Regions from separate parts of the Mus musculus genome. Here region 2 is linked to region 1. Evidence: chromatin loops called from intact Hi-C (ENCODE). Cell type or tissue: left cerebral cortex. All regions are shown on one strand. Links, peaks and the distances in the headings refer to the core of each region. The heading gives the core; the rest is flanking DNA.

What was found. Hi-C counts contacts between places; a loop is a spot of excess contacts. Peaks named below come from ENCODE experiments on the same cell type or tissue, not always from the same donor. Only the 100,000 strongest peaks of a DNase experiment are listed, where the experiment ranks them.
Region 2: a loop joins it to region 1, with 4 times the contacts of the local background. A loop is called at or near these places in 10 of 42 quality-filtered maps.

The regions. Positions count from the first base shown.
Region 1 is chrX:7,315,499-7,330,430 of GRCm38, reverse strand. It overlaps Clcn5 (chloride channel, voltage-sensitive 5), which reads left to right and starts at 11,073. Exons shown (of 14, transcript NM_001243762.1): 1 at 11,073-11,325; 2 at 13,608-13,772. The coding sequence starts at 13,757. In left cerebral cortex, for the core only: CTCF peaks have their summits at 4,751 (motif pointing right) and 7,971; DNase peaks (open chromatin) are centred at 10,498, 11,100, 11,454, 11,938 and 2 more places; H3K4me3 peaks cover 1,509 bases; H3K27ac peaks cover 821 bases.
Region 2 is chrX:7,368,654-7,383,585 of GRCm38, reverse strand. It overlaps Usp27x (ubiquitin specific peptidase 27, X chromosome), which reads left to right and starts at 7,756. Exons shown (of 1, transcript NM_019461.4): 1 at 7,756-10,995. The coding sequence starts at 8,725. The coding sequence ends at 10,041. Gm14379 (predicted gene 14379) reads right to left here and starts at 7,661. Exons shown (of 2, transcript NR_026741.1): 1 at 7,303-7,661; 2 at 5,544-7,062. In left cerebral cortex, for the core only: CTCF peaks have their summits at 5,255 (motif pointing left), 6,239 and 7,500; DNase peaks (open chromatin) are centred at 5,249, 7,472 and 8,615; H3K4me3 peaks cover 1,879 bases; H3K27ac peaks cover 1,154 bases.

The DNA of each region.
Region 1 (14,932 bases), core at 4,214-12,213:
GAGCTCTATCTGTTCCCTTTAGTCCCCTGCTCTGCACCTACCTTCTGTGGCTCTATAGATTGTAGGTTGGTTATCATTGACTTAACCACTAATAGCTACACATAAGGAAATACATACCATATTTATCTTTCTGGATTAGAGATCAGGATCTATTCCCCTATTTCCCAACCAGCAATAGATGAGTGTTCCCCTTGCTCCACATCTTCTCCAGTATGAGCTGTCACTCGTGTAATTGATCTTAGCCATTCTGACAGGTGTAGGATGGAACCTGAAAGTAGTTTTGATTTGCTCATGTCTGATATTGCATCTTTAAGTGTTTTTCAAACACTCGAGTTTCCTCTACTGAGATGTCTCTGTTTGATTTGTGCTCTATTTTTTATGGGATTACTTGGGGTTTTTTTGGATGTATAGTTTTGTGATTTTTAAAATATATTTGAATATTAGCCCTCTGTTAGATGTGAGGCTGCAACACAACTTTTCACATTCTGTAGGCTGCTGATTTATCAAAATGAGAGTGCTCTTTGCCATGCAGAAGTGTCTCAATTTCATGAGGTCCTATATATGAATTGTTGATCTCAGAGCCTGTGCTATTGCTTTTCTGTTCATGAAGTTTTCCCCTGTGCCAATACCTTCAAGGTTATTTCCCAGTTTCTTTTCTACTAGTTGTAGTGTATCTGGTTTTATGTAGCGCTCTTTAATTTGTTTGGAATTGAGTTCTGGGCAGGGTGATAAGGATGAGTCTATCTGCATTTTTCTACTTGCAGCCATCCAGTTTGACCAGAACCATTTTCTCCAGTGTGAATTTCTGGCCTCCGTATCAAAAATCAATTGTCCATAGGTGTTTGGTGTTTGAATATATGTTTGGAATTTCAATTCCATTCCATGGATCATTGTGTTGATGTTTATGGCAACACCATGGTATTTTTATTAATATAGCTTTGTAGTAAGTATGACTTGAAATTGGGGATAGTGGAACCTCCAGCAGTTTTTATTTTTTTGATTGTTTTAGCTCTCTCTCTCTCTGTCCATATGAAGCTGAAACCTGTCATTCCAAGATCTGATGTTCCTGTTCCTAAATTTATTTCTATATTTCCCTCAGTTTGAGTTTTCTTTTGTAATTCTCTCTTTTCATTTTTTGGGGTCTTGAACTGTTTTATTCATTTGTTTTATTTATTTCCTTCCACTGTTTCTTTGTTTTTATAGATTTCTTTAAGGGATTTACTAATTTCCTCTCTAAGAACTTGTATCATATTCACAAAGGTTATTTTAAGGTCTTTTTCTTGTGCTTTAGCCATGTTGGAATATTCAAGGCTTTCTGTGGCAGGGTTGCTGGGCACTAGTGGAGACACAGTGTCCTGGCTGGAATTGATTGTGTTTTTAAGATGGCACCTAGGCATCTGGGATTGGGACGATTGTAATTTTAGGTACTGAATTAAGGTCTTATCGTTAGCCCTTTGGTTTTTGTTCCTTCTCTGGTCCTTAGGAATGTGGTGGTTGTGTCTTCCCTGGCAGAAAAGTTTTGTGGGTTCCTGATAGCTGTGGGCACTGAGGGTTCCAGGTGAAATGTTTCTCTGGTTATTGGGACCTGACAACTAAGAATGGGGGTGGGCAAGGCGTGGTGTCGCAGCTCTACAAGAAAGAGGAAGGCAGCATATTCTGCCAGGATCTGCTTAGTTAGTCCCTTTGGAATGGTGCCATAGAGTGAGGAGGCTTGACAGCAGAAAGTCTGCTACAGAGCCAGGTATAAGACTGGGGCATTGGATTTGGCGGAAGAGGTGAAGATCTGCAGATAGTGTGCATGCTTCCCTGGTCAGAGTGGCCTGTGGGTTCTTTGGAAATGTACGATGGATTTGGGGGCTAGGATAAAGCAATGGGCAGGAGGAAAAGAAGTTTGGAGGGGCAGATCTGTATGATCCTCTGGAGATGGGTACAGGAAGAGAAGGAGGGCTGCAGTAGGTGTTCTGCTGCACACCTGAAGATGAGGTTTGGGGATTGGATTTGGAGGGTCAGGAGTTTCCTTGGCAAGATTGGCCTATGACTTCCCAGTGAGTGCCTGCTGGAGTTTTGGGTCTGGATAAGGTAATAAGGGGCAGGAGTGAGGTTGGGGAGAAGATTTGTGGGATCCACTGGTAATGAGGGAAGGGGGAAGAAAGGGAGGCTGTAACAGAGCTGGGGCTGTGACTGGGGTTATGATTTGGAGGACCATAGGAGAGGTGAAGGTTTGATGTTCATCTACCTGCTGGAGTGGCCTGTGTTGTGATCTGTTTATCAATAGCAAATAAATCTGTGAGGTTCAATGAACTCGTCTGAAGAATGCGCAGGGAAACGTAAACAGGTTGTCAGAGAGATGGCTCAGCAGGGAAAGGGCTTGTAGCACAAGTCTGACAACCCGAGTTCCATACCTGGAACTTATGTAAAAGTGGAAGGAGGAACTAACTCCACAAATTGTTTTCTGACCCCCAAACATGAATGGAAACATGTATGTGCCCACATGTACATAGCACACACAATTATATTAAATATTTTTAAAGACTTAGGAAGGCTACTCTCTCTTGTTTGGGCAGTTATTTCCTATAGCTATTTGTGTGGCACAATGTGGCTTTTATACATGTGTGTAATATATTAGTTCAGGGTAATTAGCATGTTTATCAGCTTCAAACATTTAATTTCTTTACTTTGAAAGCACTTAAAACCTTCCTTCCTAGCTATTGTGAATTTGCCAATAGTTCTTTTTAAGTGCCCTGAACACAGGCTACACTTGTAGCTATCTTCTGAGGAGCACCAGAACTCTTTCTTCATGCTCTTTATTTGACTTCTTTCCGTGTCATATTCTCAAATGGGTCTCAGATGGAAAGAGAGCCCAAAGCCACAATCAGAACCCACTTGACTCCTTTTCTAGTTTGCTTATCTTCTTGATCCAACTCAGACCAGGATTTATCAAGAATCCCAGAGTCAGAGTCTTTCACGTCGGCTTTCAGATCCGCTCTCCCCTCTTTTCGTCCCTTAAGCCCCTGTCTTTCTTTGGCACAGAATATTTTATCTACTCGTTTACATTCAGTTATTATCAAGATTCTGACAGGTACCTGTCTTGTGTTTCAAAGACTTTAGTGCACACTTCTAATATTGAAACCGGAGATGCTGAGGCAGGAGGAGCATTGTGAGTTTGAGGCCAGCTAGCCCATCTATAAAGTGATAACCCATCTACAAAGAAACAAACAATAGTAACAGTAGAAACCCGCTAAACAAACAGAAAATATTTTAGTTTCTGTCTCCAATTAATTCTGTTTTTACCCATCGTGATTTCGTTATGGAGTTACCTGATCTTTCCACACCCTACCCTCTCAGTTCCCTGATGTCCTCTTTTCAAGTCATTTCCCAACCCTTTTGTAGCTCCTTGTATCCACCTTGTCATTATCAATTTCTCTTACCTCTTTCTTACATCCTTGTAGTTGAACATAGCTGGGGGGAAAAAAACCAACAAAAAAGTGCACTCTCACTTTAAATTCAGGACCATAAACCTCAAGTGGGCACTTAATGTTGCCAGGAAATCACATAGTATTATCCTGGTCCATTTGCACTGCTGGTTTCCTAGACAACTACTTCATACCTTCTCCTCTCCCTTCAAACCTTTAACACCTCCGCATACATCCTCATTTTCAGCCCAGGACCTGACTTCCGGTTTCAGAGAGAAAATAGAGGCAATCAGAAAACAAAGCTCGCAAATTCGGGTTACCGAATCTCCTCACACACTTAAATCAGTGCATATATGCCCCCCCCACCCCCAGTACTGCTTGAGGAGAGGTAGCCCCTCCACTTTTCATGACATTGCCTCCTGGCAATTTTCTCTTCTCTTGCTTTCTTCAGGTTCTTCCCTATTAGCTACAATCATGTTATTGTCTCCCCCATTAAAAGCATTTTTTAAAAAATATTTTGAGTCAGTATGCTTTAGCTCTCATTCATCCCACATTTTTTGCCCCCCCCCATTACAGCAAGATTACTTGCTAAAATTATCCATTGCTAAAATATTCAATATCTGTAACTCTGCTCTTTCCATTTTTTTGGTACCCATTTATTTTGAATTACATAAATCCATGGAAAGTTGCAAAAATAACACAAAGAAGCCTTTTGTAAATTTCACTTAGGCCTTTCTAGCAGTTACACATTGCTGGCTATACAGTGGTGTCAAATCTGAGAAATCAACATAGATAATAATGCATATTCATGGTTCTACGCCACTGCATCACATATGTAGATTGGTGTAGGCTGATGATAACTAAGACACAAGTGAGCCAAAACCCATCATCCTTCTCTACCCAGTTAGAGCCACATCCCTTCTCTCCCACTGTCCATTCCTAACTCCTGGTAAGAATGAACCTCTTCTCCATCTCTGTAATTTTCTGATTTAGAAAATGTTGCATAGGCCAGTGAGATGGGTCAACAGCTTACTGAGAAAGTGTGACCCCTTGAGTTTGTTTCCTGGAATCCATGTAAAGGTAGAAAGAGGGATGTGACTCCACAAAGTTGTCCTCTGATATTCATACCCTTGCTATGATATGTGCTTACATGTCCTGTCCTGCATGCATGCATGTACACACACACACACACACACACACACACTAAAACTATAACATTAAAGAAATAAAATGCGATACAAATGAAATTCTACAATAAAATAACCTAGCTAACTTAAAATTTTTTATGTGTATAAATGTTTTGAATGCATGTATATCTATGTATCATATGTGTGCAGTGCACACGGAGTCCAGAAGAGGGCAGCATATCCCCTGAACTGGAGTTATAGAGGGTTGCTAGCTTCCATGTGGATGCTGGGATCAAACACTAGTTCTTGGCAAGAGTAAAAAAATGCTCTTAAATTTTCATTCAGTGTATTTTGATTATATTCACCCTTTCTCTCCTAACTTCTTACATATTCTTCTCCACCTTCCTACCATTTTGTTTTTCTCCTTTAGATAATTTATTCATTTGCTAAGAATTTCCACTTTTATTCATTTGAGCCTATTTGTGATATCAGTTTGAAGCATTTTTTTCCCATAGAGCAGTTCAAAATCCTTTGAATTATCGTTTCAACATCTGTGCCATGTGGACCATAGTATTGGTTGACTTTTCTTTTAGAATTTGAGTTTCTCCTGGAATGTTTTATGGCCCCACTCTTTCCTGTTCTCTCCTTGCTCTTTTACCCATTTCATGGTGGGTGACAAACGGTTAAAGAAAACCAAAGTCTGACCTCCTCCTTCCCTGAATCCACTTGGTTTTTGCAACTCCCAGTTACTTAGGACACAAACCTTGGCCATTCTTGTTTTTTTTTTTTTTTCGTACTATCTCACATCCAATCCATCAGCAAATCCTGATAGGGCAGCCTTGGATGAAAATGCAGGCTCTGGCTACTTCTTATCATCGGACTGCAATCGTCTTGCTCCAAGCTTCCATTATCGCTTGCCTAGCTTGCGAAAATCTTCTCTGCAGAGTTGTTTTTCTTTCTCCCTTTGTCCTCACTTTGTAACTCAGTAGGCAGAATAGATCTTGCAGTCATTTCAGGAAAGAAAGCACATCTTGTTGTTGTTTTCCTAGCTGCTCTCACGCCTCCCAAGCTTCCCAAGCCGTGGATGAAACAGGAAAAAAATCTTAACATGGCTGGGCAGGATTGGGGAGGCTTGGAGGTTTCTAACCTTGGTCCCAACTTCTGTTTTCCTAGCTCACTGTTTCTACCATGCTACTTAGTCCCCATATTGTCAGGCAAGATTGTATCTGACCACCTTCCCACTTTTTTTTCTCCCTTACCTGAACAATTAGCAGCAAGCCCAGGTTTCTGTGCCAGTCACAGACTCTACACATTGAACTACACCCATGGCCCTAGAACTCAAATTATTTTTTTGTAAGAGCAGAAAGCTTTGTCTACTCTCTCTCTCTCTCTCTCTCTCTCTCTCTCTCTCTCTCTCACACACACACACACACAGAGAGACAGAGAGAGAGAGAGAGAGAAAGAGAGAGAGGGAGAGAGAGAGGGGTGAGAGGGAGAGAGAGAGGGGAGAGGGAGAGGGAGAGGGAGAGGGAGAGGGAGAGGGAGAGGGAGAGGGAGAGAGATTCATAGGATAAATACATCTCTTAAGTCTGAGCCCACACGTTTGCAGCATTGTATAGCATGATCGCATGTGTAGTTAACAAGGTGTTGTTAACCAAGGCCACGGTAAAAACATGTAGTGCAACACAAGCCATTATTGCTAGATACCCGTAACTCATTATTTGTTTCCTCTTGAATTAATTTTTGTTTGTTGCATATTCAGAAATCCTTTACTGTTGCCAAGTTGTTGTTATTGTTGTTGTTTTTCCTGACCCTCACATTCAGCTCTGTGACCCCCATATAAAGTAGTGACCAACAGTTTAAGAAGCTGGGAGGGAGCTAGGGAAATCTGTTCATTGCCTTTTATTCTGCTTCATTTTTCTGAAACTAACCTTGACATTTCTTGAGCACTCTAGATGTTTGGCTTTGAAATTAATGTCCCAGCTGGTACAGAGCATGCTTAGCAAAGTTTAACCCTTAGCATCACAAAAATAAAGACAAAAGTGGCATTGGGAGATAGCACAATAGTGAAATATATGATAAATACAAACAATACCAGAAGCATTCAGGCTTTCCCTTTCATGGCCACACAGCTATCTCTTTGGGCCTTTACTTGCAGTGTTAATTTGAAGGTGAAAGAAGTGCTTGTAGCCATGATGGTTCAGAGAGCACAGTGATGTGCTTTTGTGACATGAGTGCTTTTTCATTATGTAGACGATTTCATCATATCACTTACGTATAATTGACTTTTAACAAATGGTTGTCAACTCTTTCAACATTTCATATAATTTGTTTTGATTGTATGCACCTCCCCCTACTCCTTTCTCTACTCCCTTCCTTCTCCACTCCATCTCCCTACCTCCCCTCAACTTTGTGTCCTTTTTCCTTTTTAAAGCAATAAACAATTGAGTCCAGTGTTTGCTGCTCATAAACTCTCAGGTGCGCAGCCATCGAGTGGAGTGTGCTGGACCTACCATGAGCTATGCTCTTAAAGAAAACTTGACTCTCTCCTCTTCAGAAACCATCAGCTTGCCATGGCACGTTGGTCAGGGGTGAGCACATACTTGGGGACCCCTTCGGGGTCCATGTTGAAATGTTGAATAGCTTGATTTTGTGGGTCTTATGTCTGCAGGCAGCCACAGTGGTTTGAGTTCCTGAGTGTGCGGACCCTGATGAGTTCAGAAGACACTTAGGTAGTGTGTCCATTTAAGCAGAATCAAACTCATAGTTTATTATATAGTCCACACTGGCCTGGAACTCAAGATCGCCCTGCTTTAGTCGGCAGAGGAGTGGGGTTACAGGAATGAGTCACCACAATTTGTAGCTTTTAAAGAAACCATTAACTTTGCTTTATCAGCACCACAATTTAATTTCTTCGCTTAGAAAAATAGACATTTACATCATCTCCCTACAAATATTTCCCCTTAAATCTAAAGACCTTAATCAAGGAGTCTTCCTCACTACCACCATCACCGCCGCTACCACCATCATTATCATTAGTACTAGGTAACATTTGTTAAGTGCTGATTGTTAAGTGTTTATTGATACACTTAAACATTATATAAGAAACCTGGTAACTCAAAAAAAAAAAAAAAAAGAAGAAGAAGAAAAAGAAGAAGGAACAACAACAACTAATACGTCTCTACGGCTGGGTTGTTTTGAGCCTATGCAGTCTGACTTTAGAGCCTGCTGTCACGACTTTTTTCTTTTTTTAACTCACAAAAGATGAAATGAAATGTGTGTGTGTGTGTGTGTGTGTGTGTGTGTGTGTGTGTGTGTGTGTGTGTGTGTGTGTGAATTGGGTGTGTTTAAATATTGGAGCCCTCCAAGCTGTTGGCGGTCAGTGGCGACACCACGTGGCTATATTTATGTATTGCAGCCACGTCATACTCTATGAGACTCTAAGCCTCTCAAATAATCCTACAGATGAAGCAAAGGCTCTTGTCTTGGAGGGATAAACTTGCTTCCAGTCAGCCTGCCCTTTTTCATGCCCCTTTATCAGAGGAGACTCTTTTGACCGTTACTTGTATTGTAGTTCCTCGGGGATTGGGGTGGGTGCTTCCTCATCAATGCACAAGTGAGCTCTTGTTTTTCTCTCCTGAAGTGTTGAGCAGGACAAAAAAGACAGAAAAGAGAAACTTCTCAAAAAAACAAAACCAAAACCAAACCAAAACCAAAACCAAACCAAACCAAACCAAACCAAACCAAACCAAACCAAAAACACACCTGATTTCAGTTCTTAAGGAAGAGTCCTAACAAAAGGATTGCCTTGTTCAAACGTTTTCACTATTGGGCATATTAGTAAAGTGCATATTTACCATGCACAAATCATGTGTGTGTGTGTGGTGTGTGCTCGCACATCACACATCAAAGCAAACTTCCTCAATTCTTCCCCCATTTGTTTCTGAATCAAGTAGGAATATCTGTCCAGCATTCCCAGTCCTTCTAATTTAGCCTCGGTTCCTTTCCATTCACACCACACACAACCTCTATGCTTCGATACTGTAGTGTGGTATGTAGTAATAGGCTGGAGTGTAGGTGACCATGGTGGTTTAAAAAACCCCCTTTGTCCTTTTCAGTCATAAGCTAGCAGCATCTTGCTGCCTGCCACTTGTTATCACCCACTAGTATTGTCATCACTAAATCACCCCATGTGTGTGGAGGGCATAAACGAAGCTGGCACACAGAAGCAGCTTTGATTTGGGGCTCAGGTATAGAGCTTTAGATAAAGGCCTACCTGGATCCAACATTTCATATCTACTCCAGGGTTCCCAAGAATGCAGAGCTCTGGATTCACTCCACAGTCCAGATCCACACAGTGATGATCAGGGTTTGAGCTTATGGAAGCATGGCTTCTTTTGAAATTCATCTAACGTTTAGTCTTCTCCCATGACCCTATCTTTTTTCTCTGTGAGATGACCATTTTTTTTCCTGTTAGGTTTTGTATTAAAATAAGCCCAAAACTTCATTGTGTTTGATTATAGCTTTATCTCTGGAAGCTTTGCATGGCTTGGGCTCAGATACAGGTTTTATATTTCCAAACCCTTAACTTATCCAAAGTAGGCATTCAAAATTCACTGAGCATACATGGCCTTACTGAATTTTGCTCCCTTGTGTTAACATTGCTGATCTGCCAGGCAAGATGTGCCTACTGGTGTAATAGTGGCATGTTGATGGCCACTTTCTGATTGAAACCTTTATCACAGGAGAGAATTTTATGCCTGATACTGTAACTCCATGTCTGGGTCACTCCTTGGGTAGAACCTGCTATTTTAATTTAGCTAAATGATTGCCTTCCAAATATTAGTGTCTATAGCTATAGATCTGGGCTGTTCTCAACTTTGGTCTGAGGAGCTTCTTTTTGCCATGAAACACAGAAACTCACAACTGGCCAAAGTTCTGAGAAGAGACTGAGTGCTCAGCCCGAAGTCTAAATGACAGAATTCTCAACCCTACCCCCACCCCCAATTAGGCCTAAGGGCCATCTTAGAAGAGGAGATTGAAAGAATGCAGGAGCTGGAGGATGCACAGGAGTGCTGTAAAAGACTGTCCTTTGTCCACAAGGTCACTGACTCCTGAACAAGACCAAGCCACCAACATTCCTACAGAGATGGGAGAGGTGATATCCAGACTCTATTTCTTACTGAGATTCCATTGGTAGTTGATAGCTTCCCACCTGGGGAGAGAGAATTGCTCTTCTTTGAGGGTGTGACCTCTGGTAGGTTTTTCCTGGTCTGTCGAATGGTCCCACACTCTTGCAAATATGGGCAGCACTAACTGGATTTATTGGGTTACTAACACAAGAAATTTGAAATTATGAGGGGAGGTGTTGGGGGAAATATGGATTTCTTGGGGAGAATTGGAGGGAGCAAATGGAAGCGTATAAGATTATAGTTTATTGTATACTTGTATAAACTTCTCAAAGAAAAAAAAAGTCTACGGGTGTGGCACAGGTCTACAATCCCAGCGCTTGGGAGGCAGAAGCAGCTGAGTATCTGTGATCCCAAGGCCAGTTTAGTTTACATGGTGAGTTTCAGGCATCCAAGGCTAAATAGTGAGTCCCTGTTGCAAGAAAAAAAAATACTATTTACTACAGTGGATTTTGAATTTGAATACTTGGCTTCTAGGTAGATTACTTGTGTTGATGATGTGGATTCCAATCTTAGTTCTTGCAATAAATTAATAGCTGCACTCCATTTGTATAACCTGTTCATTCCTCACAAGGATAGGATAGTTCTTCTAATTATTCGGAATGGCTTTGGAGACAGAGAGACCTCAGTTGGAATCTGAGCTTTATTTTGTGTTTTGTTTGTCTGTTTTTGAGACAGCATCCTGCCTTCAAACTTACAATATAGCCTAGGATGACCTCGCATCGATTCTCCTGCCTTCAACCTCAAAGAATCGGGATTAGAAGTATATGTCACCTTGAGTTTTCGCTTGACAATGATTAAATTGGCAATAATACCTATAAGTAACTGCAGTATAGATTTCCCTGTGTTGGATTAAATTGGCCCCTGCAAGCACTACTGTATTTGATCACTATTCTTATTGCTACTACAGTGTGAGATTGGAAAAGCTATGTAACCTTTCTGAGCCTCTGTATTTTTATGAGGGAAAACGGATAATGACACACTCTTCATGAGTTCTTGTGAGCATTAAATGAAACGAATAAAGTATATTAGCCAGAACAATGCCTGGCATAAGGGAGGCTTAAATTTGTGGTCTGATGTCCGCTGTGGGCAAGATACTCAGGATAAACAGTTTGTTCTAAAGACAAAAGCAAAACCAAGGTAGGCAATCTGCAAACAATGAAACCGAAGGGAGCATTGCTTTTTTTTTCCCCCAAATGCAACTGACACGCCCCGCATTTGGGTTGGATCCGCCCAGTCCTCATTAAATATGGCTGCAAGCCCGACTACCCTATTGCGGTTGCGCATGCCGAAGCTCCTCCCAGCTGCTGCTTCTCGGTGGCGCTTTCCCCCCTGGCCGGCCCGAGGTGCCTGGAGCGGGCCCTCCGTGGCGCGCATGCGCAGACGCCGTCTTGGCAGAGCTAATACTCCAAGGCGCCTGTCACATGAGCCTCGCTCCCGCTCCGCTCCCCCTCCTCCCGGCTGGGCTGTGTGAATGAAGCTCTGCCGGCTACGTGGGGCGCTAGCTCTACTCGCCGTGTGGAACGCCAGAGCCGACTGAGCGCGCTGCCCACCGCCGGTGGACACGGGCTCCGCCGCGCCGGACCTCGGTGACAGGTAAAGGCAAATGGGCTTCCCTTCCCCAACAGGTCCTTCCCGGCTCACCGGCCGCCGGCCCACCCGAGGAGCCCCCCGGTACGGCGAGCAGGGAAGAACGCTCGCCTGCCACCGCGGTCCCCGGAGCTGGCGTTCCCTCTGCCCGGCCGCCACTGAAGGAGGTGGTGGACAGCCTGGTTCCTGCCAGAGCGGGGCGGCATCTCCTCGGCAGCCCAGCCCTGTTCTGGGGAGCAGGGTCCCCAGGCTGCCGATCGAAGTTTCCTTGCCAAGCGGCGCCAAGCCCACCCAGCTTTGAAAGCGGGGAGCTTGGCTGCCCGCGTCGCTTCTCCAGAGGACAGGGCTGGGGCGGCGTTCGCTGGGAAAGCGCAGCCGAGGCCAGGTTCGGCTTGCTCCTGCTTTGGACCCGCCACAGGTTTCTAGGGCTTCTTAGCGAAGTGCAGTCCAGACGGTCTGGGCGAAGAAGTTGGTGTGCGTTTTCGCCCTTTGCCGCCCAATGCGCTTAAGCTGCTGCTTCCAGAGGTTGGAGCCCCGCGCTCCAGCTCCTTTCCAAGTAATGGAAAGAAAGCTTTAGCTTTAGCTTAACTTTGACGTGCTTTTTACCTTTATGAACGTTTCAGAACAAATCAGTTGACTGAAGTTGGACGGGTGGCCCTGTGATAACGTCAGTGGAAGCTGCGCCGAGTAAATGAGGGGAAAGCCAGAAGGTGAAGCATTAAAAACCAGTGAGACTCCCCTTTACACATACTTCATAAATGTATTAGTAATTTCCCGGGTTGAATTTCAGAGCTGTTAAATTTCCCCTTGTTCCACGACGTGCTGATCAGTAAGTACTTCTTAACAGTAAAATAGGAGGGGGATGGGGAGTCGACTTAAACTGAGCCATGTTCCAGGTAAACTCATTGGAGCACTTTTCCCTGGTGAATTCATCCTTAGAGTTTAAGCTCTCTTTTTCTTGGATTTCAGGAGCCTCTCCTCATCCAAAGCCCAGTCTTTGTTGGAGTTTTGAGGACTGGCGCACACACGAACCCTTTTTGTTCTTTAAAGAAAAAGAGGTCATTAAAGAGGGCCAACACTATTCTCCAACTAGTATTAGCCTTAAGCGTTTGGGCTTTAGCTTTCCCACTTCAGAGTTGCACACGTTGGTTATGTAAAAATCAATGGAAGTAGGAATTCACCTCAGGACAAAAAGGTGAGGGCCTTTCTGGAAAAAAATACAAATTAGCTTTTATGCCCAATGAGGGAAATAAATTATTAAAAAACTTGTTTAAATGTACTGGGTGCTTAATATATGAAACTTCCAAACCAAACTAAGACACCCCCTCCCAAACTGGTAATCACACCCGTTAATTTTTCCTTTGCTTTCTAACTCCTGTCATATAACTGGAAACTATTGTTTTGAGACTGAATTTAAAAATTCCAAATTGATCAATACCGTTGTGTGTGTGTGTGTGTGTATGTGTGTGTGTGTGTGTGTGTGTGTGTGCGCGCACGCATGCTCATGGGTGGGAGCTTAGCTTTATATAGTCACTTCTTTCTTCCCATCTTTACTGGAATTCTTGGGATTGAAGTCAGCCTTGAGCGCCAAGCTCTTTTTAACTGAGGAGCCTTCTCAACAGCTTTGGGTTTGAAAATGCATCTCTGGGAGTTAGCTAACTTACTTTGATTGTATTAATATTAATATTCTAGTTTTATGTTTTTCTTTGTCCTTGACTCATTCCCTCATTATACAAACAATAGAATATGTTCACGATAGGAATTTTGCAAAACGAGGAAAGTATAAAATAAAGTGGAACGGAAGAGCCAGTCCCCCCCTCCCCAAACTGGTATCATCGCTTCTTACTTTTTATTACGCTCCCTTTTTTGTCTGTAAGGTTTATTTTAATACTTTATTCACAGAGTCTTCTGTGTTTTCTACTGAGGTGTTCATGTAACACTGCACCTTTATGGACAGAGGAAGAATTCATGCACCGGAGTGTGGAACTTTAAGATAGGCTATCACAATTCACCTCAACCAACCCTTTACTCAACCCAGGATGAGTGTCCAGCCCCATTTACAGCTCCAACCCCAGTGATTCACACAGGATCCTACAGTAGTGAATGACAGTGTTAACTGATGGTAGAGCTCCACTCTCTCACCAGCAATACCTCACTGCTGCGAAGGGGGGAAACTTGACGCTGCTTATGTATGCTGTCTTTGAAAGAGAGGTTGCGGGGGCAGGGGCTCAGTTTCAAGAATTTGAAATTGTTCTCTTGCAATTTTTATTCTTCTGTTTTATTTTCAGGTTTGGGGCCTTAGAATCTTGCAGAAAGCAGAATCACACACTTGCATCTCCATCTATACCCTCCTTTAAGTCCCCCTCCAAAACTTGGGGGGGGGAGCACTGGAAAGCTCTGAGCCTGTGACCCCAGTGTGGGAGAAGATAGGTACAAGATGGCCATGTGGCAGGGTAAGAAATTAACACTTATTCCTCTAACTGGTTTTTCCTCCTGCTGTCTTCCACCCCCACCCCACCCCCAGTGCCAGTAGCTGCCAGGCAGCTGTTTCTTTAATTTAACCCTTTCTTTACCAGGGTGGTGCACATTCATTTAAGAGAAGCTAGAATATTCAAATGATTCTCAAGTGGATGTTAGTGGGAAGCATTGAGAAGAATTTCCTTCAATTAAATATGTATTTCTGGGGATTATTTGTGAGGGGATGATCCATTTCCCCCCTATTTGTGGTTTTCATTTGTTTCAATCAAATTCATTTTGTAAGATTCTTGGAAATCGGGGGAGACACACTTTGCTGCCTCTCAAGCTTCCTCTTGTCAATGAAGACTTTTGTGGGCGGGGCGGGGGCGGGAGCGGGGCGTGGCATTGAATAGCTCATTGAATCTTATGTGTATATTTATATTGGCGCTAGAAGGAAGATGCTCATTTTCATGTTATAACGTACCCAAGAGCCAAGCTCAACAATATTTTAGGTGATAAATTATATCTCTTGTTGCGAGTTTCTATCTCATGCAAAGTTGTTATTTTTAGTGAGGTTGGACATCAGTCTCCAGGATGATCAGAATTTTCATTAGCATCTTATGATGACTACAGAAGAAATGCGGGTTTAAGAAATGATTGACAAAAACTACCGAACTATGTCTGTGACCCACAAAAGGTTCAGGACTGCTTACACGAAACAGAGTTTAAAAAAGATAGCTTCAATATCTGTGAATGGCCAGAAGCTAGATTTGTCTGTGAGGTTCATGAGCCTTTTAAAAATGTTCTCTTGGGTTTGTGATTTAAAACATGCACATACCCAAATGTAACAAACAGCTTTGACATACATGGATTGTCAGTTTAAAGATGTGTTTTGAAAGGAGATTTGGCTTGGATGCTGGATTTGATGGGTATTTCTCACAAACAGTGAGGTGGCTCAGTGGGTAGAGGTGTTTGCCACCAAGGCAGACAACTTGAGTTCTGTCCCTGAGATCCATATATGATGGAAGGAGACAACAGATTCTCACAAATTGCCCTCTGACCTCCTCATCTGTGGCATGTGGTGTGTGCACGTGTGTGTGTGTGTGTGTGTGTGTGTGTGTGTGTGTGCGCGCGCGCGCGGTTAAATCCTAAGACG
Region 2 (14,932 bases), core at 2,659-10,658, 55 kb before region 1:
ACTGGCTCTTATGTAGTCCAGGTACTCTCTAAGTCTCCAAGAATAACCTTGGACTTCTGGGTGGTGTTCCACTCTGCCTGTTTTATACTGTTTTTGGAATCAAACCCAGAACTCTTTGCATGCTAGGCAAGCAGTATACCAATTGAGCTACATCCCCAGCCCCTCCAGTATTTTCTTAAGATGCAAAGTTAAATGGTTGTACATGCACACAGAAAGATTATTAGAGAATATGTGATTCCAGTAGGGAGAGAATCAAAATTGTAAACCAAACGAGCCTGTAGAACTATAGTCAACACTTAAAGATGGATGGAGACTGGGAACAGACTATTTCGTTGGAATATGTGGCAAAAACTGAGGAAATGGCGACTTGGGACAAGATGCAGCACAATCTTCATCTTTGTGGCAGTTCCCACGCCATGCATTTGTTTCCTTTTTTGACTCTTTTCATCCAGAGAAGGGAATGGGCTATTGGAAGCCCACGCAAGAAGGCTACCTGGAGCCAGATCGATGTGTGCTAAAAGGAAGTCTTCAGTCCTTCCACTTTCTATCTTTCCTATAACTCCAGGCTCACTGCTGTTTTCTGGAGGCCTATGGTGAAGCCAGATAACCCCAATTTCCAGTTCCCTGGATACTAGTAAGGCTGCATATGTATGGGGTTAGGGAATCTATAAGGGCACTCTGCTTTGATGGGAAGCTGGAGCTGCTGAGTTGACTGTTGGTCATCATAAATGAGCCCATAGATTGGCAAGTCCTAACTTTAGAGAATTTTGATAAGGTCCAAATGTGCCAGATAGGGCTCAGCTCCCAGACTCCCAGACTTGCTTGTTCTGTGTTTGGATTTGCTATTTTCTTTTTGCTCTTTCTTTCTCTTTTCTCCTCCTCCTCCTCCTCCTTCTCCTCCTTTCACTTATAGAAGGAAGACTTTCCAGTCAAGGGTGAGAAACAAAGGGCTTGGGAAAAGTAAAAGACAAACATCTCATTATTGAAATTAGATTTATTCTGAGTAGGAAGAAGTATAGAATATAGGTAATAAACATAAGCGAATATAAGGTATTTAGTTTGTAAAGAATCTCCCTATGGATGCTAAATAATACCACTGAGCTACATCACCAGACCTTTAAACATTTTGTTGTGTTCTAGTCCTCCTGTGAATAGTGACAATAACACCATGATATTAGTTAGCGCTTCTATCATCAGTGTGTTATAAAGGCAAATAGCATAGTAAATGACTTATAAAACAGTACTTGGCATACTATTAGCTATGTTTGCTATTATTATTATTAGACTGTAATTATTGTATGAAAACCATAAATCACACCATGTCATTGCTTGAAAACCCATGGATAATTCTCAATGCAATTGCAATAAAAGTCAAATGTAGTGTACAAGGCTCCAGATGATCAGGACCCTGGTTGTACTCTCATCCTTGTCTGAGATCACTCTTCTCTTTCTTGGTATCAGTCTCAAACTGTTCTTGCCTTATTTTCATTTCCTGAAACTAAGCTTGTTCTCTCTTCCTTTCCCACTCCTCTCTCCCTCCCCTCCCCTCCCCTTCCCCTCTCCTTCTCTCTTTTGTCATGGGTTCTTTGCCCTTGCTCTATAAACAGGAAAAAATAACTTTTTCAAAAATAAGATACTGGAATCAAGAATCCATAAGCAGGCTGAAGATATATCTCAGCGGCTGAAAGTACTGTTTTTTTTTTGTTTTGTTTTTGTTTTTGTTTTTGTTTTGTAGAGGACAGGGGTTCAGTTCCCAGCACTCATAATCATCTGTAAGTCCAGTTCCAGGGTATGTGATGCCCTTTTCTGACCCACACAAGCACCAGGTACACATATGGTGCACAGATATGCATTTAGGCAAATCATTCATACAATACAATAAAATAATCTAAAATATTTTTAAAGTTTGAGAAATGTGTCTACATAATCTTAAACTTATGGCAAGAATAAAATACAGCAGTGATAAATGGCATATAGTATAATCAAACGGACAAAAAGCTAAGAGCTTAGGAGTTAGGAGTTAAAACTCTATATTCTAGACACTAAGTTTGAATTCCAGATTTATCCTAACCAGTCTGTTAATATGGGCATTATATTTGTCTCACTTTCCTTGATTATAAATGAGGAACATCACAGTATTTTCTTCTTAAAATTGTAGCAAAGTGTTAAACACATTAAATAGACTAACAGGTGACATACTTCTGGGGCCATTTAAGTGTTGCTTAAGGTGGTTAACAATTTAGAAGAAGCCAGGTTTGATGGAGCATGACTTTAATTTCAGCACTTGGGAGGCAGAGGCAGGCAAATTGCTGTGAGTTCACGGCCAACGTGGACTACATAGTGAGTCCTATGACAGCCAGGGCTGCATAGTAAGACCCTGCCTTAAAAAACAGAGAACAAAAAGCAACACAAAGAATTTATAAGAAAGCTAAGCAAAGGGTGTGACTAAGCAATTCACAAGCAAAGGTAAAACAAAAAAACCAGCAGACATATGAAAATATAGAGGACTCTAGTTATGATAAAAATTCTTTTTCTTATTCCAGAAAGAATTAACTATACAGAAATCTGAAGTAGATATTGAGAGTAGACGAATGGGCAATTTCTATTCAAGGAGTTAGATTAATTATATGACTGTATATACATGTATAATATTTAATATATCCATGGAGTGGCTATTTAACACATCATGTGATGATGGTGTTCTAAAGAAAAACAGAGCAGGGACAATATACTACTTTATATAGTGCTCCAGTAAGGACTCTGACATAAGGTGACATTTAAGGACATTTAAGCAGTAAACTAAAGCAAGCAAGCAAGAAAATCATGAGGATTTCCTTTTTATATTAAAATAGTTACATCTAATTGTCTATTTGTGTCTGCTCACAAGCACACATGTGCAATGGCATGCCTGTGGAAGTCAGATGACAACTTGTGGTTGTCTCCTTCCATTATTCAGGTCTCAGGAATTGAATGCAGGCTATCAGGTTTGGTGGCAAATGGCTTTGATGCACTGAGCTATCTCACTGTCTCAAGTCATGAGAGTTTCTAAGGGAAGAGATTTCCAGCCAGAAGAAATGAGGGTGTAGGCCTGGAAGCAGTAGTACGAATCATCTGTTTGCTGCAAGGCCAAGCTGATAGGCAGAGAAGTCTAAGCAACCAAGGAGATATTTGATAGTGCCTGAAAGGCCAGGATAAAGACTTGCAACTAGGCCAGGAGTGACAAAGACGACCTATGGTCATTTAACACATAACTTGGACCGAAATAACAATTACTTCAAAGGTTGACATCGATTTTAGGATATTATTTCCTTAATTATTTTATCTTAAATGTATGTTTATGTTTTTATGCTTACTTTATATGTTTTGCATGTATGTATATCTATGCACTATGTGTGTTGCTGTTGTCTGCAAAGGCCAGAGGGGGCATCAGATCCCCTGGAACTGGAGTTACAGATGGTTGTGAGCTGTCACATGGGTCCTGGGAAGGAAACCCAGGTCTTTTGGGAAAGATCCAGTGTTTTAATTGCTGGGCCATTTCTTCAGCCTCTGAATCTAGGATATTATTGACTGTACCCACAAGAAAGAAACCAAACTGCTGCTGAATGTATTTATAAAGTGTTGTTTAAAGACTCCAGCAATATTTTAACATAAAGAATGCACCTAGAAGTGATTAGATTTTTGGTCTTTCCACTGTGACTCGTTACAAGATGGTTTCCACTATAGTCACTAACTCCTCACTTCCAGGAGGAAGAAAGGGGAAGGGAAGGGGAAAGATGCCTCTTAGTCTTTCATATTAACTTAAAGATTATCTTGTAAAACCTCTCATAAAAAAACTCATTGTAATTTTATTGGGATTTCATTAACTGTATATAGCAATTAGAGAATAAACCTGCATAGCATAGTCTCATTAACCTTTCATAAAAGGATATATTATACATATATATATATACTTACATTTGCATAGAAACTTTCTCACAAATTTCAGAGAAACAGAGACAGAATTGGATGTGATCAGTGAGGAAGAGACAGGCTTTCACTTTTCACACCAAGCCTTCTTTTATACATTAAAAAAATTCTATGCAATTTTAAAAACTCTCTCTCTCTCTCTCTCTCTCTCTCTCTCTCTCTCTCACACACACACACACACACACACACACACACACACACACACGTAACTTTTACAGCAAGAAATATAAAATGAGACACTTTCAAAGTGGAGTGTGCATTACCCAGGAGTATGAGAAACCAAAGGGAATCAGTTTCTGCATCTTTCTATTTTATATGTAGTGTTTTAAAATTGATCTGCCAGAGAACATAGTTGTGATAGAGGAGTCAAGCTGGTTCTCTTTTTCCATCTCCACTTTCACATGTTTCTTTTTGCACTTACAAAAGAAAAGCGCCTTTTCCCATCCCGAATCTCACCTGCGTGCACTACCCTGCGGTGTAAAATCCTCAGGGTGCCAGAGAGACAATTCCGAACACCACATCTACGGTGAGCCAGCAAATTGCTCTAACGGTGAATGGGAATCGAATCTTTTTGCACCTCAGATGGTTCCTAATTGTTTGCTTCCAATAAAATGGAAGGAAACCCCAGTGGAGTCCTTAGCTGAGAAATCACAAGAAAGAGTTTTGAAGCTAAACCATTGTGTGATATTTCCAAAAGGATGCAAAGGCTTGCATGATGTTTCTGAAAGAAATGCCTATTCCCATTTAGAATGAAAGAGGTCTCTCTGTGTTCACATTCAGCAAACACACATTAGGAAGGACATGATGTTCAGTCCTGTCTCATTCTAGCAATAAGCAATATTCATCCATGGAAACAAGCGCCCATCAAATCACTCTAACTGCAAAAGCGTGTGGTATTGGGTCAGGCTTTGTTGTTGTTGTTGTTGGAAGACTAGAGAAGAATTAAAAACTCCAGGAGAAAATAAAACTTGCAACTGTCAAAGAGCTCTGTTATGAGTTTTTAAAGCAGATGCTGGTGGCTCTCAACTCACCAACGTATTTAGGATTCACCAGATTTGTGTAACGTACTGACATAACAGTTTTATTTCTGAAGGTTAACACTTGTCAGAAATTACGTTTTTGCAGCCAAGTGACATTTACGATGCAAAACTTTAGATGTCAACCAAAAACTGTGCGAAGGAGACCACATTTTTCAAAATATTTTTAGAGAGCATTTTGATATAAACCAAGTTTTACATAAACACACAAAAATTTACTAGGGATTGTCATTTACTCTTTTGCCACCTTGTGGACAGAACAGTATTTTAACTCCTAGGCTCATGAAGCTGTCTTTCTTAAGGTCTTCTGTAGGTTTATGCAGGTCTTTGTGAGGCAGAGGCGGTGATGTCTGCCCAGGACTAAGTCCAGACTATACAAGCTCTATACCTGTAAAGATTATGGTGACTTGTATCACTGGTGATTAAAGTAAAGGAAGAATACAATGAGGAAATGAATGTAAGAAAATAATCACTAAGTTGCAAAATTTCCAATGAGGGGCAACTTTTTTTTTTTAAAGAAAAGTACTCAACTACTATTTATTCATTCATTCATCCATTCATTCATTTATTTATTTATTTAAATATTTGGTGCTTCTTTTCTGCTAGTTGTCCTAAAGCCACTTCTTTAGCATGTGTGTTCCTTTTAGGAAAGCCAAATCTAATCCTGGGGTGTCTTTGGCTCAGTGCTCTTAATACATAGTACATAGCTCTTAGTGCCTGGCCATAGATGGTGGGGTGAATGATGGCAGAGCCCCCCACTTCCAGAGTTTTCTGGCCTTGGCAGTGCCCAGGTTCCTCTGTGAGCTTCACAGGAAGCTGATGAGTAGTGGGGCAACTGGGTTACATAGCCATTATTCAGCAGCAGGACTCCTAAGCATGGCGATCTTTAGATTTCTTTGTTGGTTGGTAGCCTGTGAGGATAGGATGAACGTTCTCCTTCCTTGCCTTCTTCACTCGTGCTCCATGAGCTCAGTCATTCTTAGCAGCTGCATCATTCCTTTGGTAGCCATACTGGTTGGACTTCCTCTAGTTGCAGGTGACAAAGGGCAGGCATTTGTTGGAAGGACACTTCAAGGAATTGAAAACAGAGCTGACTTAGGGAAGGCAGGCACTAAGGTAGCCTTAGGCTAGCTAGGAACCACACAGCCTCCATAAGGGCTCCAGCTCCCTGACTAATCCCCAAGGAGTATGTCTTTGCTTCCTCTATGAAGCATGACTCAGGTGGAGGCTGATTTCCAATGCTGACCAGGGATGCTTTGTAGACAGCAGAGCCCCCTAGAGTAGGACCATCCATGTGCACCAGGTACAGCCGGCTGTCACACTGAGGCACTGGACTCTTCTTAGCTCACTCTCTCCCCACGTGCTGATCCCTGCCTTTGGCTGCACCCTCCAGAAGCAGCAGTTGCAGCTGCTTCTGACATCCCCACTCTGCCCAAGACCTGAGCTGTTTGTTCTGGACTCATTCTTCCTGGGCTCTATGATGCTGCTTTTCATACAGCAGGCCCCCAGACTCTCTCCTCACTGGCAGCTCCAAAGATACCCGCTTTATTCCTACGTGCTGCCCACCCAAGACTCTGCTAAATCTTATGGGTCTCAGACTTTGTAGTTTGGGTTCCTTGCAGCGTAAGGGAGGTGCAACCTGTAGGAACAGCCTTGCAGTGTCTGGTTTCCCCTGCTGGCCTTGGAGTGACTGTTTCTGCCCACAGGCTGCTCAGTATCTGGAGTGCTGTATCTGGAGGCCAGCTGTCAACCAGTCATCCCACCCAGGGCCTTTGGAGCCTGAGTGGGAGGCAAGGAGCCAGCACAGGATGGGCTGATAAGTTTCTCAAAGAGACATGTCCCTTCAGGTGGAGCGGCCTTGGGAGCACTGTTGTCCCTCTAGATCTGGGGTTCAGGCTGGTCCCCAGTAAAGTTTGAGCTTCATCGTTTCTGGGAGAGCAGGAGTTGGACCTAGAGGGGGAGACTGAGACATGTTGGGGGTACGTTCAGCTGCTGGAGGCAGGTTCAGCCGCTGGAATGATGGATGTCGGAGCTCCCGCCTTTATTCTCAAGTACCAGACTGTGAAGGGATATTTTATGGCCTCAGAAACGTTTCTAGACAAGACAACCCTTCGGGCCCCCCGCCCCACAGGCTAGGGGAAGCTGCACCCTTGAGGGCAGTACTAGAGGGGAGGAGACCGCCTAGGGGGTCAGAGCAGCGATTGGAGCGGAGAGCTGGAAGCGCCTTAAAGAGACTGCGCGGTCCCCGCCCCACTTCCCGCCAGCCTCAATGAATTAGAGCTGTGTTTCCCAAACTTGCCTGATCACTAGCAGTTTCTCCGGCCCTAGTTAGAGATCCAGGTTCCGGAGTACCTCCCTTCAAGAGTCTGATTCAGTAGGCCTGCGGGTGGAGCCGAGGAATCTGTAATTTTAACACGCTCCCCCACGTGATTGTCGTGAACCAGCAAGTTTGGGAAATATTGAATTAAAGGAAACGGGGCCTGGCTGCAGAAGCGGCCTCCGCTAGGGGGCTTCGGCGGGAGCATTCCCGGGGGCGTCGCCTGCTTCCGCTGCCGCCTCCTTCAGTGAAAGTCCCTTTTGGGTCCAGCTGCCACAACCACCGCGCTCCCTCAGTCCGGACGGGGACACCCCAGGTCTGCGTGGCCCCCGCGCCACCACGCCCAGTGGCCGCCCGAGCCCCACGAGCAGGGGGAGGAGTCGCAGCCAGTGGAGGCGGAGGAGGCTGGAGGAGGCGGAGACGGCGGAGACGGGAGAGAAGGCATAGAGGAAGGTGGAGGCGGAGAAGGTGGAGGGGAAGGTGGAGGCGGCCGGGAAGGTGGACGCCACCGGGAAGGTGGAGACAGCAGGGAAGGTGGACGCCACCGGGAAGGTGGAGATCGCGGAGGGTCCGGGCCGCGGGGCTGAGCTCAAGCTGGAGCTGGAGCAGGAGCCCGAGCCGGAGCCCGAGCCGGAGCCCGAGCGGGAGCCCGAGCGGGAGCCCGAGCCGGAGCCGGAGCGGGAGCCCGAGCCGGAGCCCCAGCCAGAGCCCGAGCCGGAGCCCGAGCCCGAGCCCCAGCCGGAGCCGGAACCCGAACAGAAGCCGGAGCCCGAGCCGGAGCCCGAACCCGAGCCCTTACAGGAGCCTGAGCCTGAGCCTGAGCCTGAGCCTGAGCCTGAGCCTGAGAGGCAGCCCGAGAAGGAGCCGAAGGATGAGAACCCAGCGCAGAGCGGTGTTGGCGGCAGCGGCGACGAGGTTCCTCCCCCCACCCTTCCCTCCGACCCTCCGCGGCCCCCTGATCCCTCTCCGCGTCGCAGTCGTGCCCCGCGCCGCCGACCCCGGCCCCGGCCCCAGACTAGGCTTCGTACCCCGCCGCAGCCTAGGCCACGGCCCCCACCCCGGCCCCGGCCCCGGCGTGGTCCTGGGGGCGGATGCCTGGATGTGGATTTTGCTGTGGGGCCACCAGGTTGTTCCCACGTGAACAGCTTTAAGGTGGGAGAGAACTGGAGGCAGGAATTGCGGGTTATCTACCAGTGCTTCGTGTGGTGTGGAACCCCAGAGACCAGGAAAAGCAAGGCAAAGTCGTGCGTCTGCCATGTGTGTGGCACCCATTTAAACAGACTCCACTCTTGCCTTTCCTGCGTCTTCTTTGGCTGCTTCACAGAGAAACACATCCACGAGCACGCTGAGACAAAACAGCACAACTTAGCGGTAGATCTTTATTATGGAGGCATATACTGCTTCATGTGTAAAGACTATGTGTATGACATAGACATTGAGCAAATTGCCAAAGAAGAGCAAGGAGAAGCCTTGAAATTACAAGCGTCCACCTCGACAGAGGTTTCTCAGCAACAGTGTTCAGTGCCGGGACTTGGGGAGAAATATCCCACCTGGGAAACGACCAAACCTGAACTAGAACTTCTGGGGCACAACCCACGGAGAAGAAGGATCGCCTCCAGCTTTACCATCGGCTTACGAGGACTAATTAATCTTGGCAACACGTGTTTTATGAACTGCATTGTCCAGGCCTTGACCCACACTCCAATACTGAGAGATTTCTTTCTCTCTGACAGGCACCGGTGTGAAATGCCCAGCCCTGAGTTGTGTCTGGTCTGTGAGATGTCGTCGCTCTTTCGGGAGCTGTATTCTGGAAACCCATCTCCTCATGTGCCCTATAAGTTACTGCACCTGGTGTGGATACACGCTCGTCATCTAGCAGGGTACAGGCAGCAGGATGCCCACGAGTTCCTCATCGCTGCGCTAGATGTCCTGCATAGGCACTGCAAAGGTGACGATGTTGGCAAGGTGGCCAGCAACCCCAACCACTGTAACTGCATCATAGACCAAATCTTCACAGGTGGCCTGCAGTCCGATGTCACCTGTCAAGCCTGCCATGGTGTCTCCACCACTATAGACCCATGCTGGGACATTAGTCTGGACTTGCCTGGCTCTTGCACATCCTTCTGGCCCATGAGCCCTGGGAGGGAGAGCAGTTTGAATGGCGAAAGCCACATCCCAGGCATCACCACTCTCACGGACTGCTTGCGAAGGTTTACAAGGCCAGAGCACTTAGGAAGTAGTGCCAAAATCAAGTGTGGTAGTTGCCAAAGCTACCAAGAATCTACCAAACAGCTCACTATGAAGAAGTTACCAGTAGTTGCCTGCTTTCATTTCAAACGGTTTGAACACTCAGCGAAACAGAGGCGCAAGATCACTACGTACATTTCCTTTCCTCTGGAGCTGGATATGACACCATTTATGGCGTCAAGTAAAGAGACCCGGGTGAATGGACAGTTGCAGCTCCCAACCAATAGTGCGAACAACGAGAATAAGTATTCCTTGTTTGCTGTGGTTAATCACCAAGGAACCTTGGAGAGTGGCCACTACACCAGCTTCATTCGGCACCACAGGGACCAGTGGTTCAAGTGTGATGATGCCGTAATCACCAAGGCCAGTATTAAGGATGTGCTGGACAGTGAAGGGTATTTACTGTTCTATCACAAACAGGTCCTGGAACCTGAGCCAGAAAAGGTGAAAGAAATGACTCCACAAGCCTACTGAAGCACCACACAGGCCTACCTAGAATGGAAGATGACACCAGTACTACACCAGGCATCGAGATTTAATTGATCTATGTGACTGAGGCCGATGGGCCTTGCTGAGTAAGAATTGAACAGTATCCAGTGTCCCAAAAAGTCCTGATCAGAAGAGAAATAAATAGGAGGGGAGGGAGAAGAGGCTCTAGCCTAAGCAGTCATGTGAAGGAAATTAAGTGGCAGGAGTGTTCTGGATGGGGAAGGGTAGGCAGAGCAGGGAAATTGTGACACTGGTTCATATCCTATATTCCTCCAAAAGATTGTGTGGGAAGGTGTAGGGGGGAGGGGGGTGGTGTTGGGGTGTGTGTGTGCCCTTGTAACTGTAAAACATCTTTCTCCATGGGTGTCTCAGCTTCAATTGACCAATCATGTAACAGCCACATGTTTGTGGGGGGAGGGGAATGAAAAAGTTTCTTAAAATGTAGCCCATTGTGTACATGGGGATGAAAGCAGAGACATGGAGGAGGCGAGGATATCTCATTGACAAACACCTTTGCCAGTTTCTTTGTATTCGTGATTTTTGTGCTATGAAATGCAGTATTAAAAACAAGAAAGCTCACCTGGGCTAGCGAAAGAAGAAATAACCAGGCTTATGGAAGGGGAGCGGCAGATGCTCCAAAAGTAGAGAGGGCTAGAAATGCTGTAAGATAAGCAATTAACAAGGACAGGCCTCAGCTGACAGTGTAGGTGTGTGTGTATGTGTGTGTGTTTATGTGTGTGTGTATGTGTGTATTTTTTTTAAAGCTGTATGATGTACTTGAGCAAATCAGTGAACCTCTTTGTGATTCTTTTCTCATCTGTATCATGCAGATAATTCCTACCTTAAAGGGTCGCTGTTAAAGATAAATGATATACAATGTGTCAAAGTCAAAGGCTTGGAACTTTGTAGAGACTCAGTAAACTGTTTGTTGGCTCTGAATCTGAATTTTATTTGGACTGGGCCAGAATGTATCGGAGGTGAATACCAATCCCACCTGAGACCTGTGGACAGAAATGACACCACCATGTCACATGCAGTCATAAACAAGATCAATCTTAATTCTCCCCAGGGCATGGACCCCACTGTTGTGTATAGGCCACCATAATCAGTGTCATACCTCTGATTGATTGGGGGCAGAGGAGCACAACTATCACATTTTGTCCCTTTAGAAAGACAATGACATTGTTTTAATGACTCAGGCATCCACCCGATAGTGTTTGGTGGTTTGGGGTGTTTTGTTGTGCCTTCAGAAAGCATTGTGAGCGTAGCTCCAGTATTTACCAGCAAGCAGAGATCAGAAGACTTCCAAAATTCGGGGCTCCATCAGCTTAGCGATGCTGGCAGAATGGCTTGCTCCACTGGACAGAGCAGCCTGGAGAGAGGTAAGCTGAAACAGATGGGAAGACCTCGGGATAGGGAAAACTCTGTGCATCCTTTCCTCAGCCCTGGTTACAAAAAGTAGCTGTTGCCTGGAAAGTCCTGGGACTTAGCTCAATGTGGATCAGATGCATGGGCATTGGATCCATTGTCTCTAATAAAAGGGGTGGGGTTCCCAACAGCTTCCCAAGTTTACTTAGTGGCCAACTCATTTGGAAATACAGGCTTAGATGGTTGTGGGTAGAATCCATTGATCTCATAATTTTTGTTTATTTTGATATAGGGTTGAACCCAGGGCCTTGCATGTGCTAGGCAAGCACTCTGCCCCTGAGCTATATCTCCTAGCACATCTGAGTCCTTGTGAAGGCAGGAGCAGCGGTTTCTTTTGGATCCTGGGTTACATCTTCAGCCCCTGGCACATAGTTCCTGGCATATAACGAGCAGGTACTTAAAACATTTACTGGATGGATGGATGGATGGATGGATGGATGGATGGATGGAACATACTCCTTCCTTCCATTATTATCCAAATGCTTTTAATACCACAGTCCTTAGAAGAAAATGGTTTGCTGTTATTTAGGGTGTTTTTTTTTTTTTTTTTTTTTTTAGGATGGGGAGGTAAATGGGCAGTTTCAGATACCATTTGGTCAGTTATTTGGCCAATCTAGGGGGATGGGATTGGTAGCCCTGTTGAGGAAGACACAGCTATGTCCCCATTCTTCATTTCTGCCATGTGAAGAATTCACTCAGATGTGTGCCAGCAGATTTTGACTGCTTGCACAGAAATTGTCCTTTAACATTTCCAAGTGTTTAATTTGGAAACAAATTCAAACTCACAGAAAATGTATAAAAATAATAAAAACACCCTTTTGCACTCTACCCATTAACATTCTCTTTATCATCTCATATATGCATTTATGTGTGTGTGTGTGTGTACAAACTCAATATGGATAAAGTACATATATCAGGACCCTTTGTGCCAAAACACTTCAATGGGCATTTCCTAAGAATAGACATGTACCATATATCACCATGTGAAACTTTAGACAAGAGAACATTTTTTTTTGAGACAGGGTTTCTCTGTGTAGCCTTAGCTGTCCTGGAACTCACTCTGTAGACCAGGCTGACCTTGAACTCAGAAATCCACCTGCCTCTGCCTCCTAAGTGCTGTGATTAAAGGTGTGCGCCACCACTGCCTGGCACAAATGAACATTTTTACAATGTTTAATTTGTCATTTTAAAGCCATGTTTCTCCATTGACCACTAAATATCCTGAATATCATCATAGGATCTTGTCTAGGGTAAGGTGTTAAGGATTTGTCAAGTACTTTCAGTCTCCTTCAACCAGGAACATTTCCACAGCCCTTGTCTTACGGCATACACATTTTTTAACAGAAAGTTCCTCATTTTGAGGTTTTCTGATACAGAAGCATTCATGTAAATGTCCTGTGCTCAGGAATAGTTGTAAGTGGAATCCACTGATTGATGAGCAGTGAAGCTGAACTTGTTCCTTTGGTAGAAGGCACAGACCACCAGGGCATCTATGGCTGGTACTTCCTGGCCAAACCTCACATCTGTGTCTGAAAAACAACAACCAACACCCTGTCCTTCAGCAACAGACCAACTGTCCCACTGCAAAACCTAGTCCTATGTCTTTGCTCATTACTAACCCCCAAGCTGAGTCATGGAAATATGATGGTGGTCCAGGGCACACTTTTAAATCATGCCACTGCGGGACCCAGAACAGCATCTATTCAGCAGGTATGTATTAGCCTGGAGTCCAAACTGAGATTCAGGCATGGGCATGCCTGACACATGACCAGGCATCTTCACAATTGGGGGTGCAAAGTGGATCAGAAGGTAACACTCAGGCATATTCACTAATGTTCTCACGTTGAGTACATGGGTAGTGGTAGTGGAGGGGGGAGAAATAACTACATCTTAAGCAGCTATATGGACAGAGTACACAGAATAAGGAAGAATGTTCTGCAAGATGGTGAAAAATAAACTGTCTTGTGACCTATTGAGCTATGAAACACAACTGGGTTATTTTTACCTGAGCTGGTATTTCTATGTGAGCACATAGGTGCAAAATCCAGTAAAGCTCATTCTTTGCCTCCACATATAGTCACAATGTGCAGAAAGAATTGGTTTCTGTGTATATGATCTGGCCCTAGAAGAACACAGGTAAAAGATGGCTGCTTGTGACTAAGGTGTTTAGTTACCCACAGAACTGACAATGAAGGACCACAGGATACAGTCCTACATTACACCCATTACATGTTCTTTCTACAGTCTCTGGGCTGTAATCTGATTGGAGTTCCAGAGTTTTGTCACTGCCAGTTTCCTAGAATAGCCAGATGCTAGAACTGACTCTGGCCTGCAGGTCACTTTGGTAAATGCCTCACCATACTCTCTGAGGGCCCATAAAGGATGCTATCAACTAGAAGCTCTTTCCAATCAGAAAACAGTGGCATCCATACACCACAGGTCGTCACTGTGGTAGAGCCAGTGCTGGGAATTGCTTGCTCCAATTTCCATTTCACACCTAGGAGTGAAGGCTCAGATCCTCTTGACAGTATGCAGCTCAGGACTCAGAGTAGTCTGTCATTTCACAGTTAACATCCCCTGCAAATTGCCCATGTATTGAGCAGTTTTCGTGCTGGAGTGCATTAAACAGACAGCATGCACATATTATTTAGAACATGATGAATTTCTGCAGATGAACACATCCCTGTAAATAGCATTCAGGTTGAGAAACAGAGTATACTAGTGATTGGGAATTGCCAATCCTAACTTTGTTTGCTGTGGGTCAGCCTTGCCTGTCTTTGTATGGAGGCAAAATTAATTGGTCAGGATGAAATCTTTTATGCGGGGCTTCTTTTGCTCAGTATAGTTTGGTATAGTTTACCAATTCCAAGGAAGCCAGGCTGTTATGAAGTTGGATTTCAGGGTTATCTATAATCTCACTCAGGTACCCCCACCCCCTTTCAGTGGAAGCTTGGGTAAATATCCAGAAATATCACTCTTGGACAATATTACCAAGTTTTTCCTGATAAGTGAACAGGATGCTATGCACTAATAAGCTCTCCAACAAATGTCAGAGTCACAAGAATTATATAGTTATGAACTGATGGCTCACTCATAATCGGAGGGTTTGAGGTTTACTAGGTAGGGAATGCATGTCTGCCACATTCCCAGGTGATGGTCATGTTGACTCTCAGACCACATTTTGGGAGCCACTGATCTTGCCTGTTTGTTTTTACTTAGTGGTACTTTGAAACCTAAGGATTCTACAACGATGCTCTTGGGAACACCTTAGGAAACAAGGGTTGGGGGAGGAGTAGGTTAGTAATCAAGGACCAAACAGCTCAACCACATTTCAACCACAGCAGTTACTTTTGTTTTATATTTTGGGGGCTCCTAGGAATATTTGAAGAAAGGACTCTGCTGCTAAAATGTTTAAAGGTTGCCAATCACTGTGCTCAGAAAATTTATA